Regions from separate parts of the Homo sapiens genome. Here regions 1 and 2 are each linked to region 3. The links are chromatin contacts, found by Hi-C or POLR2A ChIA-PET in ENCODE. All regions are on one chromosome and are shown on one strand. Each heading gives the region's core, a stretch centred on a gene start or an enhancer-like site at or near the end of the contact. The rest is flanking DNA. Distances are from core to core; before and after follow the strand shown.

Region 1 (4,160 bases), core at 1,289-3,788, 540 kb before region 3:
TGGCCAAACTTCTCACACTTTCAGTGTTCATGTTCCCCATTGTTCTGCTTTTGGTCTTCATGGTAGGTGATAGGGTCTGGCTCACTCACCACACGTTTCAGTTCAGCTTCCTTATAATATGTGGAAGGCAGAAAGCTCAACACACAAAGCCAAAGCAAAACAAAGCAAGCCATTCTTCAAATGTCCTAGAGTTCTGGGTATAATTTACCTTCTGACAATCAGACAGATACATTGTATGAGACTTAGATTTGCAGTTAATCTAGGAGGAGAGAGTCAAGGCACAGGGTCATATTTTTGCTGGTGGAGATTTTAGTGAACGTGATGTGGTTTGGAAGCAAGTAGTGTTAGTAATTTCTCACATGGCAGTTTGCTAATTTTACAGATCCCTGATCATTTTTAAGGCAGCAGCTCCTTCAGCTACCCAGTTCTGTAGTGTGGCTTTGGGAATTGTTTCTAGAACCTTAGAATGGAGTCTTTTTTTATTAGCTTTTTAAAGTAAGCCATTTAATATTCTGTAACAAACCCCTTTCCTCTTAAACCAGCTACAGTGGATTCTGTTCCTTGTAACTGAATACTGACAATACAGTACTGGTTAGTTTGGAGGTTTTTATGTTTTTCTTAAAAAAAATTCAATAGGCCATTGATGGGCAATATTACCCAGTACCACATATAAATGTCTTCTAATTGTATATCTGCAGACTAGGCAACTCTACTAAGCTCCAGATTTATATATCCAACTGCCTACTGGACATCTGTATCTGGTTGTCAAATAGTGTATCCAAAACTAAACTAGTATTTTCCCTTAATCTTTTATTTGCTTCCCATCCAGATATATGACCTAGAAATTGTATAGCTTTCCTATACTTTGTTGCCATCTTTCTCAACTTCCCGTCAGTTCCAAGACCTGGTGATTCTAGTTACTAAATATGCCTTGTGTCCAAACCCTTCTCTCTCTCTCTCTCTGCTACTAGTACCTTAGTTCTTATCTAGATTATTTGAACAGTTTTCTCTTGTTCTTCTCCTTTTCCTCATCCTTTTCCTTCTCTTCTTCTAGGTTTAAAAATATGTCTTGAAGATAAGCCTGTTTTTTGTTTTCACATGTTAACATGTCTAAAATTGGGATGCGTCTTATAATCAATGGTGTCTTGTACTTGCTTTCAGCCAAGAAGTTGTTCTAACATAGTGATTGTTATCTACTTGTACAAACTTGGTTTTTAGGACGATATGAGTAGACCACAGCAACTCCTTGATATTTTATTCAACAATCATTAAAGGGCCATTTGAGGAAGGAATATGGTCCTGATTCTTGTATAATAAACTTTTATTGACAATTTCTGGTAAACTCAAGATTTGAGAGCAGCAAAAGCTACAGAATGGGTGCCGGTAGCCTGGGAGGAAACCTCAAAGACAGTATTGGAGCACTTTTTGAATAGATACTACACATCACTAATACTCTGGATAGAACAGGGATCAATATCAGGTGATTTTAGGCTGTGGAGTGGTGAGATGCGGTGGAGGAACAATTTTTAAAGTGAGCAAAAAAGATCTTTTCTCTCAGAAATATTACATCTATCCACACCCAAAGTATATCTTTTTTCTTTTTTGAGATGCAGTCTCACTCTGTCACCCAGGCTGTAGTGCAGAGGTGCAATCTCGGCTCGCTGCAACCGCAGCCTCCCAGATTCAAGTGATTCTCCTGCCTCAGCCTCCTGAGTAGCTGGGATTACAGGCACTCGCCACCATGCCTGGCTAATATTTATATTTGTTGTAGAGACAGGATTTTGCCATGCTGCTCAGGCTGGTCTTGAACTCCTGAGCTCAAGTAATATGCCCATCTTGGCCTCCCAAAGTGCTGGGATTACAGGCATGAAAGATCCTTAAGACCTAAATTTTTATCTTGAGTTAGCCTTGGCTTCTGTTTATATGTGGTAAAAATTGTTTTTAAAGAATAATCTCAAGTATTCTGGAAGACAGGTATCTCCAAATTGATGAACATTTTTTTCTTCAAGAATTTTTCAGTAATGATGATTTTGTTTCCTTCATCTCCAGTAGGCAGTCATGGCAACTTGGTAACTTGAGTCACGTATCTGAAAAATGATAATGAAATGGTAGTATACCTTGCACAATAAAGACAGTGGCCATTAAATATTTTTAAATAATGCGAAAGTATTTATCACCAGTTGCCAGTAGTCATGCTCAGTAATTTCCTCCCTGGCTTTGCTCTGCCCAGATATCTTTAAAAGAATGCTGTAAATGTCACAACTCATTATGAAGCTGAACATATTACAGCATGAAAAAAACAAATGCTACTTTTCTAACCATAGTAAAAAGTTGTTTAATGCAATTCTTTTAAACATGTGCTTATCTTCTTTCATCTTCTACCCAGTTCTGCACCCTTCCCCCACACATGACTATTAACTAAGTCACAATGAATGCTCCCATTGCCTCCTACTCAGCTGAATCAACATTTCCGGAGGCTGTGACTAATAAAAGCCACAGCCCATGGTATGCTTGACTTTTGAAAATCCTGATTAGCTTTAAGGGCATAATTATGTGTACCTCTACTTATAGAATGAGGAAGTTGATTTGAGCTATGTCTCTAAATTACACTAAAAACTACAAAAATGAACTACAAAAATGACTTAATGAAGTCAGACTTCATTAAGATTATTAACTTATTTGGCTTTTAAAAAAATGTATTGACTGATTACTTAGGTATTCTGAGATCATCATGGTGTAAACTAAAGCATTTGGCTAATAGGATACTTAATGGTCCTTTGCTTTGCTATTCATGGCTCAAAATAAAGGGAAGTGTAGAAAAGGAAAGATCTAATCTCTGAAAGGCAATCTAACAGAAACTATATCTCTGAACATAATTTTGTTGGTTAATTACCATGGAGATAAATTAATCCAAGAAAAAGGAGAGTGCTTCATAACTCCAAAAACAAATGAGTCTCTTCCAGTAGTGTCACTGTGTATTTGTCGTTGAACTGTGAGTACACTTTTAATTTCTCCCAGAAAGAGGATCCACTAAGAAAAAGCAAATTGTGCATTACTTTGGGTGCTCCCCTTTGATTGACAGCTATGCCCATAAGGTAAACTTCCCTTGGCTTAGTGTCCACTCCTGTCCAATAAGCAGGGCAAGATCACTGGATACTGGCCACTCAGAGGAGACCATGGGCCTAGCAGAAATGATAGGTAGGATTAAATAATTTACTTTTCTTCTTCCAATCACAGCCAAGTGCTTTGAAAATGTAGTGTTCAATTTTCTGTCTTCAGTTTCCCATATCCCCTTAGATTCTCAGCTCCTTGTACTCTGCTTCTGTCCCCAACACTCAAGTGAACTTCTCAAAACAACTCTTACTGATGCCCTAATTGCCAAATACAGTAGACTGTTCTCTGTCCTTATGTTTCTTGAAGTTGTTTAAACAGTTGGCATAGTTGACAATCCTTAGATTTCTCTGGAGATTTCCCTTCTAATGCTTCAGTTACTTCTTAGCTTCTTTTCTCTTCCATTTTTTTCAACCTATTATCATTGGCTTCTTCTCCATAGCCTTTTACCATGCTACAGGTTCTACCACATTAAAGGAAAGTTCTTTCCCCTAAATTTGTAATTCTTCTTAGAGATCACCCTATATTTTTCCAACTTCATTATTAACCCCCCAAAATAATATAAACCATTCTCTGCACTTTATCATTGCTCATTTACTCTAAAGCTCTCCATAATGAGGCTTACATCCCATTAACCTAGTGAAGTGGCTTCTGCAAAGTCATTAAAGATTTTCTAACTATTTAAAATCCTCATGTTATTTAACTTCTCTTTCCAGCACTTGACTATATTGATCACTTCCTTCATAAAATTCTCCTCCTTGGTTTCCATTACATTGCTCTTTGCTGGCTCTCTTCTTGCCTTTCTGGACATTCTTTTTCAGGCTTTCCACCTGTTAAACACTGATGCTTCCCATCATCTTGGCCCTTTTCTCCTCACAGTCTAAGCAATCCTAGCATAAGCTCACTCGTTTTCATGGCTTTACCCACCCCACACATGCTGACGACCTGTATGTAGTCTACAGAAGTTGGTATCTTGTACTTTTGCTTCTGCTGTACAGTGTTGCCTTTGACTGAGGGTCTTCTGCCAGCTTTGGAGCACTTCTCTGGGA
Region 2 (4,540 bases), core at 1,048-3,547, 590 kb before region 3:
CAGGCAACCAAATCTAAGAAAAGAAGTGAGACTGGTTGGCATGACTTGTTCTTAGTGAATTCACACTGGTTAGTATTTGTTTACTGTATCTTGCCTACAAATCATCCATTTTAGAATTTTGTTTGGCGTCTGCATGAGGCTCATCAGTTTACATACAGATCTCATTCTTTCACTATTTTTAGAAGTAGAAACATTTTCCAGCCATTAGTCACCTTTTCCATTCTCCTTGATTCTCAGGAGCAGTTCTCTGATCTCATCTGCAAACTCTTTTGATACTTTGGGATAGAATTTGTATTAACAGAAGTTTTGAAGTCATTCAGAGTAAGTGAAGATTTCTCTTACTATCTCTTTTTCTATTGTAGGTTTTAATTCTCTCTTCATAATGTTTGCTTCAAAATTGATGTTCATCTCTCTTAGAATATGGAAGGAAGCAGAAAATTGAATGGTTCTTTGATTATGTTATCATTTGTTAAGGTTATATTGTAATTTTTTTTTTTTTTTTTGAGACAAGGTCTTGCTCTGTGGCCCAGGCTGGAGTGCAGTGGAGTGAACATGGCTAGTGAGGGTTTACTTTCTGGGCTCAAGTGATCCTCCCACCTCAGCCCCGAGTAGCTGGGAACACAGGCGTGTGCTACCACACCTGGCTAATTTTTTACAAAGTTTTGTAGAGATGGAGTCTCACTTTGTTGCCCAGGCTGGTGGGCAAGAGGTCCTCCTGGGCTCAAGTGATCCTCCTGCCTTGGCCTCCCAAAGCATTAGGATTACAGGTGTCAGCCACCATGCTTGGCCTAAGGTGATATTGTCTGAGATACAGCATAGGTTTTTCTTCCCAGATCTTTTCTTGGCTACGGAGATTAAAAAGAAAAACAGCTTTCTTGCTGTCTTTAGTATTTATCTCCGCCCCTACTTTATTTTAAGACTTTATTCTCATAATACTCTAAACAAATTTTCCCTTTCTTTTATCGCATGCTTGGGTCTGTCCACCCCATCCGTCCTCTGAGCCATAGGAACCTCGAGTCTTACTACTCCAGATCTAACCCTCCTTTTACCTCCTCTCTGAGAACTGTGTGCTCCTAGACTATTATTCTATTCTTGCTGTTTATGTTTTCAGCACAAGCTTGTTTATGGTCAATTATCTGAGATTATTTCTATTATATTTTCTTTCCAGACAGCATATCTTTCCTCCTAAACAGGATCATTTTTGTAATGCTCAAGTAATCCTGTTTTCAGAGTCTACATTCCTCTTCTAAACATATTCCCTTGGGCACTATTATTTTCCTTACTTTTTATGAAGCCCCCTTTCTGAAGGTCTGACCATTACCTTTTTCACTATTATAAACATCAAGGCCATTTTATTCCAAGGTTTGCTTGTTTCTGCATTTGACACCTCCTTCTTTCTTGTTGGAATCCAGGACAAAAATTTCCTAAATGTATTCCTTTACCTGCTGAGGGAAAATTGTCAGTAACCCAAACCAAGAACAAACTCTCCGTCTGCTGTGCGCTGGGTTGAATGTGTGCCTTTCCCCAGCTTATGTTCACCTGGAGCCTGTGAATATGACCTTATTTGAAAATACAGTCTTTGCAGATGTAATCAAGTTAAGACGAGGTCATACTGGATTAGAATGGGCCCTAAATTCAATATAACTGGATCCTTATAAAAAGAGGAGCATTGGGACACAGGGACACAGACAGGGAGAAGATCGTAGGTGGAGACTGCAGTGATGCATCTAGAAGCCAGGGAGCACCAAGGGTGGCAAGCAACTGCTAGAGGCTAGGAAGAGGCAAGGAAGGTTCCCTAGAGGCGTCAGAGGAAAACATCAACCTGCCAGCACCTTAGTTGCAGACTACTAGCTGCCAACACTGAGATAATAATTTTTTGTTGTTTTAAGCCACCTAGTTTGTGGTGATTTGTTATGGCAGCATCAGGTAACCAATACATGTGGTTAATAGCAGGATACCACTAACTGGTTCCAGGTGGCCAATTCTGTAGCAGTTTTGCTACATGTATCAGAAGATAGCATGGCTATGTGGCAAGAATATAGACTTTAGGCTTAAAGACCCATGCTCGAGTCTTAGACCTACCACCGATGAGTTGGGCGATCTGCAGCTGCTAAAAGAAAAATTTTGGACAAACTAAATTTAACAGAGTTTAATTGAGCAAAGAATGTTTCATGAACTGGGCAATCCCCAAACCAGAATAGATTCAGACAGACTCACGTGAAAAGGATTTATGAACAGAAAAATGAAAGTGAAACAGAAGTGAGGAATAGGAACAGCTGGATTGTTACAGCTTGATGTTTGTCTTATTTGAACGTGGTTTAAACAGTTGGCCATCTGCAATTGGCTGAAGCTCAGTGATGGGTACAAGAGCAAGTTACAGTCTGTTGATACATCCAGTTAGGTTACAGTTCACTATGTGCAGAGAAACCTTTAGCCTCAACTTAAAAATATGTAAGGAGGCAGCTTTAGGCTAAACTTAATTTAACAGGGCATGGTCAATTAATCACTTATAACTTCCATAAAATAATGATAATGTATTATTCATCTGATAAGTCTTCTCTGAGATTGAAGAAAATGTGAGAAAGCACATTTTAAGTTATAAAGCCCCAACAAAGGCTATTGTATTGAGCACCCTTGACATAAGTAACTCCATCTTAAAAAAAAGACTCCATCTTACATTTCACGGGACATTTTGCCAACAGGGATACGATGTTTGCTTAATAAATTTGTAATAAATAAAGACTGCATCCAACCAGATAAGGGCATAAACAAGCACACACTTCCACTATCAGTCCTCTGGTGGTCGTAAAAAGAGCAGGGCTTCAGCAGCTCAAAGCGGCCATCTTAACTGACATGCTCTTACTGTCACTAGTGATCAACACCTGGCATCTGCTGCTGAAGGCTCTGCCCACATCAAAGACTTTTCCTTTCAAGACCTTTCCTGGACCGCCGAGCACAGACCAGGAGATTCTTTCTGTCTTCATCGTCACTTTCCTCGGACTACTTCATTAATCCTTTTTCCTATTCCCTTTCTCTTGATGTTAAATATTACTTTGGTGTGGAATGTTTAATCTTAACATTTATATGTTGATGAAATATACTACTATATATGGTTTGCAATGTTGACTGACTTGTGGAGTGGCTTGAGCTGTGTGCTCTGACTACGGAGTGAACGAGAAGTACTAAGGAGAGAGTTGCCTTCTTGAGAACTCCATGTAGCTTGTGGCTTTTGTGGTTAAAATAGCATCAGTAAAAATCTGACATTGTGGAGACACAAACATGCATGGACCTGGTTATCTCTGACTTTGCCCTGCTCATGAGAGCTATCTAGGATTGTTTTACCCAATTTCCTTCATGTGCTGGGTATCTGTATTACAGTCCTTCAAAGATACTACTTCCATCTCTTTCCGGGTTTATCCCCTTTTAAATACTTCTACTCTCAGATTTTAAATTTCCATTGGAATATATATATTCTTGACATACAATTTTCCTATCCTATCCTTTCGAGGAAACGTTTTCCTTTTGAACAAGGTATGCATGCTCTTTTAATGTTGTATTCCAGGTATGCATCTCATCAGTAAGTCTCAATGATCCTGAGACAGTGTTTACCAATCCTTATCTAAAAATCTTCAAAGTATGGATACGGTGTGCATGTGACATATACACATTTGAGTCCTAGAGTTTTTTTAGGTCTACTTCTATGACATCATCTCTGGAGAATTATAAGGTTTCTCTTCTGTGGGATCCTTGCAGTCTTTCATTGTGTCTGGTTTTGAGTAGTTTATGTCTGATTTATCTTTTCCTGAGATTTGATCTCTTCTTCACTCTTGTGCTGGGTACGTCTTTTTGCCCCACCCCCTCTCTCTGCCCCTGGCACCCAGTGGATTTGAAATAAGCTTCTTCAGATTTTCTTCTGGCTGACTTTTCATTATTTGCTTCATGCAATTTTGTTGTCAGGCAGACATTACTCTGAGTTAGAATATTATTGTATAGTTTTTAAAAAACTTTTTAAAAAAGCTCCCCCTTTTTTCTCATAGCCTAAAAATAAAGTAGATTTAAGAAGGAATCCCCCCTGCCCCAATATCTGAGAGGCCGTCATGTGGAAAAGGGATTAGACTTACTCTACATAGACTCATGTGTGGAGATTACAGAGGCAGTGTGATCCTAATAAAATAATAAAACTTTTCTAATGATCAGAGCTGTCCAAAAACAGAATGGCATGCCTTGTGAGGCAGACAGCTCTATTTCTGGAAATGTTCAAGGCAAGTGCCTTAGGTCAGGTTCTCTAGTAGGAGAGCCTGAAATGGAGTGACTCATTAAGGGAGTGGGTTCAGGAGAAGCCAGTAGAGGAGTAAGCTGAGCAGGGGACGGGAGGGGAGGAAGCTGGGCAAAGATGCGTGTACGCTAAAGTCTGACCCCAACCTGATCCTGCGGGAGTTCTGGGGCATGAATGGTATCACAGAATTGTCCTTCCTTGGGTCTTTTGTGCTTCTTCATCAGTCAGTCATTGCCTGTGTGCTGCCTATGGAGGGTGTGTGTG
Region 3 (3,978 bases), core at 118-2,617:
GCAAATTCAGAGGGATCCCAGGATCTATTTTGTGTTGTCTTATTCTCTGCCAGTTCTTGCCTTCTCTCTCTTCTCCTCATCTTCAGTTAAGAAAAATGGAAGCACAGTGTGGGGGGTAGCCAAGACCTTGGACCAACCTGGATGCTAATTTCAATCCACAACACTGGACGTAAGCCCTGGCCAGCAGTCCTCAGCTACTTTCAGCTCAGCCACCCGAGGCTCCTAGGGCTGAAAATACCCGAGCATCTGATGAAGCAGCTGCAGGTTAAATTTAGCCCTGGCGAACCTGGGACTGATCTGGGTGCTAGAAGCAGCAGAGCAGACTGACTGACGCACCCAACACAGGTGTGAGGGCCAATGATGGCACCTGGGAGGGAAGCACCTGGGAGGGAAGTGGAGCAAGGGAAAGAGACAGAGCAGGGCCCAAAGCCAGTTCTCATCTTGCAGGAGTGTGACAGGACCCGTCAGCCCGGCACTGCTGTTAGCGGATGCCAGGCAGGTAGCATCAACGAGCAAAGCAGAAAGATGTACAGAAAGGGGAAGGGTGGGATTGTGATAAACTGCAAAGCAGATGTCCCACCTAAAACCACTGGAATAGCCTGGGCGACAGAAGGAGACTCTGTCTCTAAATAAACAACAAAACCACTGGAATTTAGGTTTTTAAATAACATCATGTTAGCCAAATAAAATCCTGCATTTGATCTGCAGACTCTTAGTGTGATACCCTGGCCTAGTTGAATGGAGAAGCCAACCCCATGGCCACTATTTCACCATCAGCTATTTCATTCTTTGTTTCTTCAGAGTCTCCTGTTAAAATCCAAACAGACCTCGGGCTTTGAGCTTTCTTAGCTAACTCGGTTATTCTTACTGATCTCTTTAAAGAAGGAAGAAAGGGGAAACAATCAGCGTGCATGAATAAATTAACTGGTAAATTAGCACCTAATATGTTCAGAATCAACTATTTGTTACCTGTATTGAGCAGCAGTTACTGAATGCAAAGAATTCCACTCAACTGGGGTTGGAGTCAGACAGGCTTTGGTCTCAATCCTGGCTCTGCCATCACTGGGAAACTAATTAACTTCCCCAAACTGCAGCTTCCTCTGCGTAGGGTGGAAATCATATGCCTTTCTTGGATTGTTATGAAGATTAAATGAAATAACCCAGGACAGTGTTCGACATGAGATAATTCATGCTCAGTAAATGGTGGATGAACTTTAATCATCTGAAAGCCAGGTTCTGTGGGACAGGGACTAAGAGTGGAAGGGGAAGAAGGCAGTGGGAGAGCCCTTCACCAGCTCACAGCTTTCCTGGAGCCGGCATTCCAGCCCGGGTCAGGCCTCATGCAGAATCAGAGGGCTTCGGAGCCACGTGGGGCCACACTGCCCCCCTGTGCCCATTTGCCACACTGCGGCTGCATTCATGCAAAGCTGCCATTTGAGATGCAGAATCCGGCCAGAAGACCACGACTTCACCATTGTCTCTACTCCGCTGGAACCCCTCCCTGCTGTCTTGTGCTGAGCTGGGTGGTTGTGGAAGCCAATTATCTAAGACTGCAATAACCTGTGTTGTCCAGTCACCCAAGCAAGCTACCCCCACACTGGGGAGCACATGTCCAACTTCCCTGAGCCAGCACTCACCCACAGATGGCCAGGTACTGCAATCACCTGGATAGATTTGGAAATAAATACCCACTGACACCCATCCAGACCTACAGAATCAAAACCTCTGAGGATGGGTCTGGGGGATCCATATAAAAAGAAAAACCTTCCCAAAGGAACTTACATTCAGCCGATTTTGAAAACATACTGCTTTAACCCCTTACTGGGCTGCTCTGCAATACCTCTTCGGTCTGACTTGGTTTTGTAAGTGACACAAGCAGAAAAACACTGTGCTCTCTGCACTGAAAATGAGTATTCCCATGGAGCTGGAGAAGCAAGGAGGTAAGGAGTAGATGAAAGGAAGCAGACAGAGCAGGAGGTAGAAAAAAGGAGATCCTGAGGAAGACACAGAAAGGAAGGAAAACAGGCACAGAGAGAGAAAGAAATGGGAAAGAAGAGGAAAGGGAGGAGAACAGAGGGAGGGAAGGGGGAGAGAGATATAAAGAAATACATGAGAAAGATGCAGCACACTCCTAAACTCATGATAGCATTTGCTAGGGCAGTGATAACCTACGCCAAAACAATAGACATATAGTAGATTAAGAAAAAAAGTATTTCAATGTAGGCATAGGATTCATACCTACAATATGCAAAAAAAGGTTCTACATATTGACAAGGATATAAAAAACGCAATGGAGAAATGAGCAAAGACATGGAGAGAAGATCCAAGTAGCCAAGACATGAAAAAGTGTTCAGCTCACTAGCAGTTTGGGAAATGCAGATCATTATTGTATACCTATACTTACTGGCAAAAATCAGAAAGCCACTTACTTATAGCTGAGTGGGATGTAGGGGAAAGGATTTCTTTAAATCTTGATGGCAAAAAATATAAATTGTTACTGAACTTTGAAAAGCTATCTGACGTCATCTAACAAAATTTACCACTCAATCAATCCACCTGCTCCATTCTGGGGACTTGATGCTCTCAAGATAAAAGCACCAGGACACATCAATATTTGCACAAGAATGCTAATTGCAGCATTGTTCCCAGTAGCAAAAACACCAGTACAAAGAAAAAGGCCATTAATAGGGTACTGTTGAATAAACACTGATAGATCTAGCCCATTCAATATGGCTTTATACAGCAATTAAATGGAATGAATAGAGCCATATTGGAGTTGAAATTTAAGGAATGAGGTACTGTGTGGAAAACAATCATTAAAAATATAGGGTAAAAGTGTTCATAATATTGCTCCATTTTTGTAAAACAACATAATGATAGAAATTTCTGTTGTGTATATGTGTACGTGTGTGTGCAGGGCTGGCATTCAGCCAGTGTACACTGATAAAACCATATTGGACATTTTAGCAAGCGTTCACTGTGTTTGGTTGGTGCTGTGCATACTGCAGCCAGTACGTATTTGCTACATATTTTGAATGTCATTCCTGCAATATATGCATTCATATTATTGTATATAAGTATATAATAAATATGGAGAAAATATAGATGGCTGCATTGTAGGCTGTTAACATGGATTACTTGGAAAGGAAAGGAGACTTCTTTAGGTAGGATAAGGGAAAATAAAAGAGGGGATAACCGATCTAATAAGGAAAAGACAAAGACAGCAGGAAAACCTGTGTAACACAATCATAAATATGCTATGCACTTCTGTAAAAATATATATATGTTTCCAAGTATATAGCATTTTGAAAATATAAATGTGAGAAGCTTGTATTAGTCAGCAATTGTTGCAATCATGCCATGTAACAACCCAAACCCAAAAATCTCGGCAAGTACAATAAAAGCATGTATTTCTCACTCACGGATCAGTGGGTTGGCTGGTGTGACTGCTTTAGGCTGTGGGTCAGGCTCCCTGTGTCTCTCATTCTGAACCAGAACCACCTGGGGCATGCTCTTCTCATGGAAAATGGCAGTGGCACAGGAGGGAAGCTAAGCCATACAAGCACACGTAAAGCCTCTGCTCATGCCTCATTCACTTGCACTCTGATGTCTGAAGGAAGTCACATGGCCAACCCAACATCAGTGGGATAATATGTTCTTCCCATAAAGGGGTGGCGGGGGTATGGGAGAGGGAGAGCAAATGCTTGCTAAATGAAAATACAGTCTCCCCCAGAATCCTGTGGAAAGCTGGGCAAGAGAGGATGATTGTACCATGGAGAGAGCTCTCTTGGGGAAAAAAAAAAAAGAGAGAGAGACAAGTGAAGACAATGCCAAGGGCATGTTGTACAAATGGCCTAGTCAGTTGAAGAACACAGATAGCCCTGTCCTGACACATCGTCACAACAGATGAGATACCTGTTGGGGAAAGGGTGTAAATTGGTGCAACATTTTTGGAAAGCTGTTTAATAATATCGCTTA

Evidence for each region. A loop is a pair of places that touch in the nucleus more often than their neighbours do. ChIA-PET counts read pairs that join two places held with the same protein, here RNA polymerase II (POLR2A). Pooled maps may share reads with other maps.
Region 1: a loop to region 3 is called in a map of MCF 10A, with 7 times the contacts of the local background. The contact joins two enhancer-like sites. A Hi-C loop is called at or near these places in 2 of 168 maps with a recorded cell type or tissue (MCF 10A and adrenal gland) and 6 of 50 pooled maps.
Region 2: a loop to region 3 is called in a pooled map, with 2.5 times the contacts of the local background. The contact joins two enhancer-like sites. A Hi-C loop is called at or near these places in 2 of 168 maps with a recorded cell type or tissue (Calu3 and PC-9) and 4 of 50 pooled maps. POLR2A ChIA-PET finds 5 or more read pairs at or near these places in 1 of 52 experiments (H1).

Annotation. Positions count from the first base shown.
Region 1 is chr7:106,716,694-106,720,853 of GRCh38, reverse strand. No RefSeq gene overlaps it. Among named protein-coding and RNA genes, the nearest start is that of LINC02577, 56 kb to the left of the region's middle. RefSeq lists enhancers at 1-31, 1,551-2,750. Within about 2 kb of position 2,538, at least 9 of the 41 ENCODE cell types and tissues checked have a DNase peak (open chromatin) inside an H3K27ac peak, as active enhancers do.
Region 2 is chr7:106,765,933-106,770,472 of GRCh38, reverse strand. No RefSeq gene overlaps it. Among named protein-coding and RNA genes, the nearest start is that of LINC02577, 6.8 kb to the left of the region's middle. Within about 2 kb of position 2,297, at least 4 of the 41 ENCODE cell types and tissues checked have a DNase peak (open chromatin) inside an H3K27ac peak, as active enhancers do.
Region 3 is chr7:106,174,265-106,178,242 of GRCh38, reverse strand. No RefSeq gene overlaps it. Among named protein-coding and RNA genes, the nearest start is that of SYPL1, 64 kb to the right of the region's middle. RefSeq lists a silencer at 1,359-1,498. Within about 2 kb of position 1,367, at least 9 of the 41 ENCODE cell types and tissues checked have a DNase peak (open chromatin) inside an H3K27ac peak, as active enhancers do.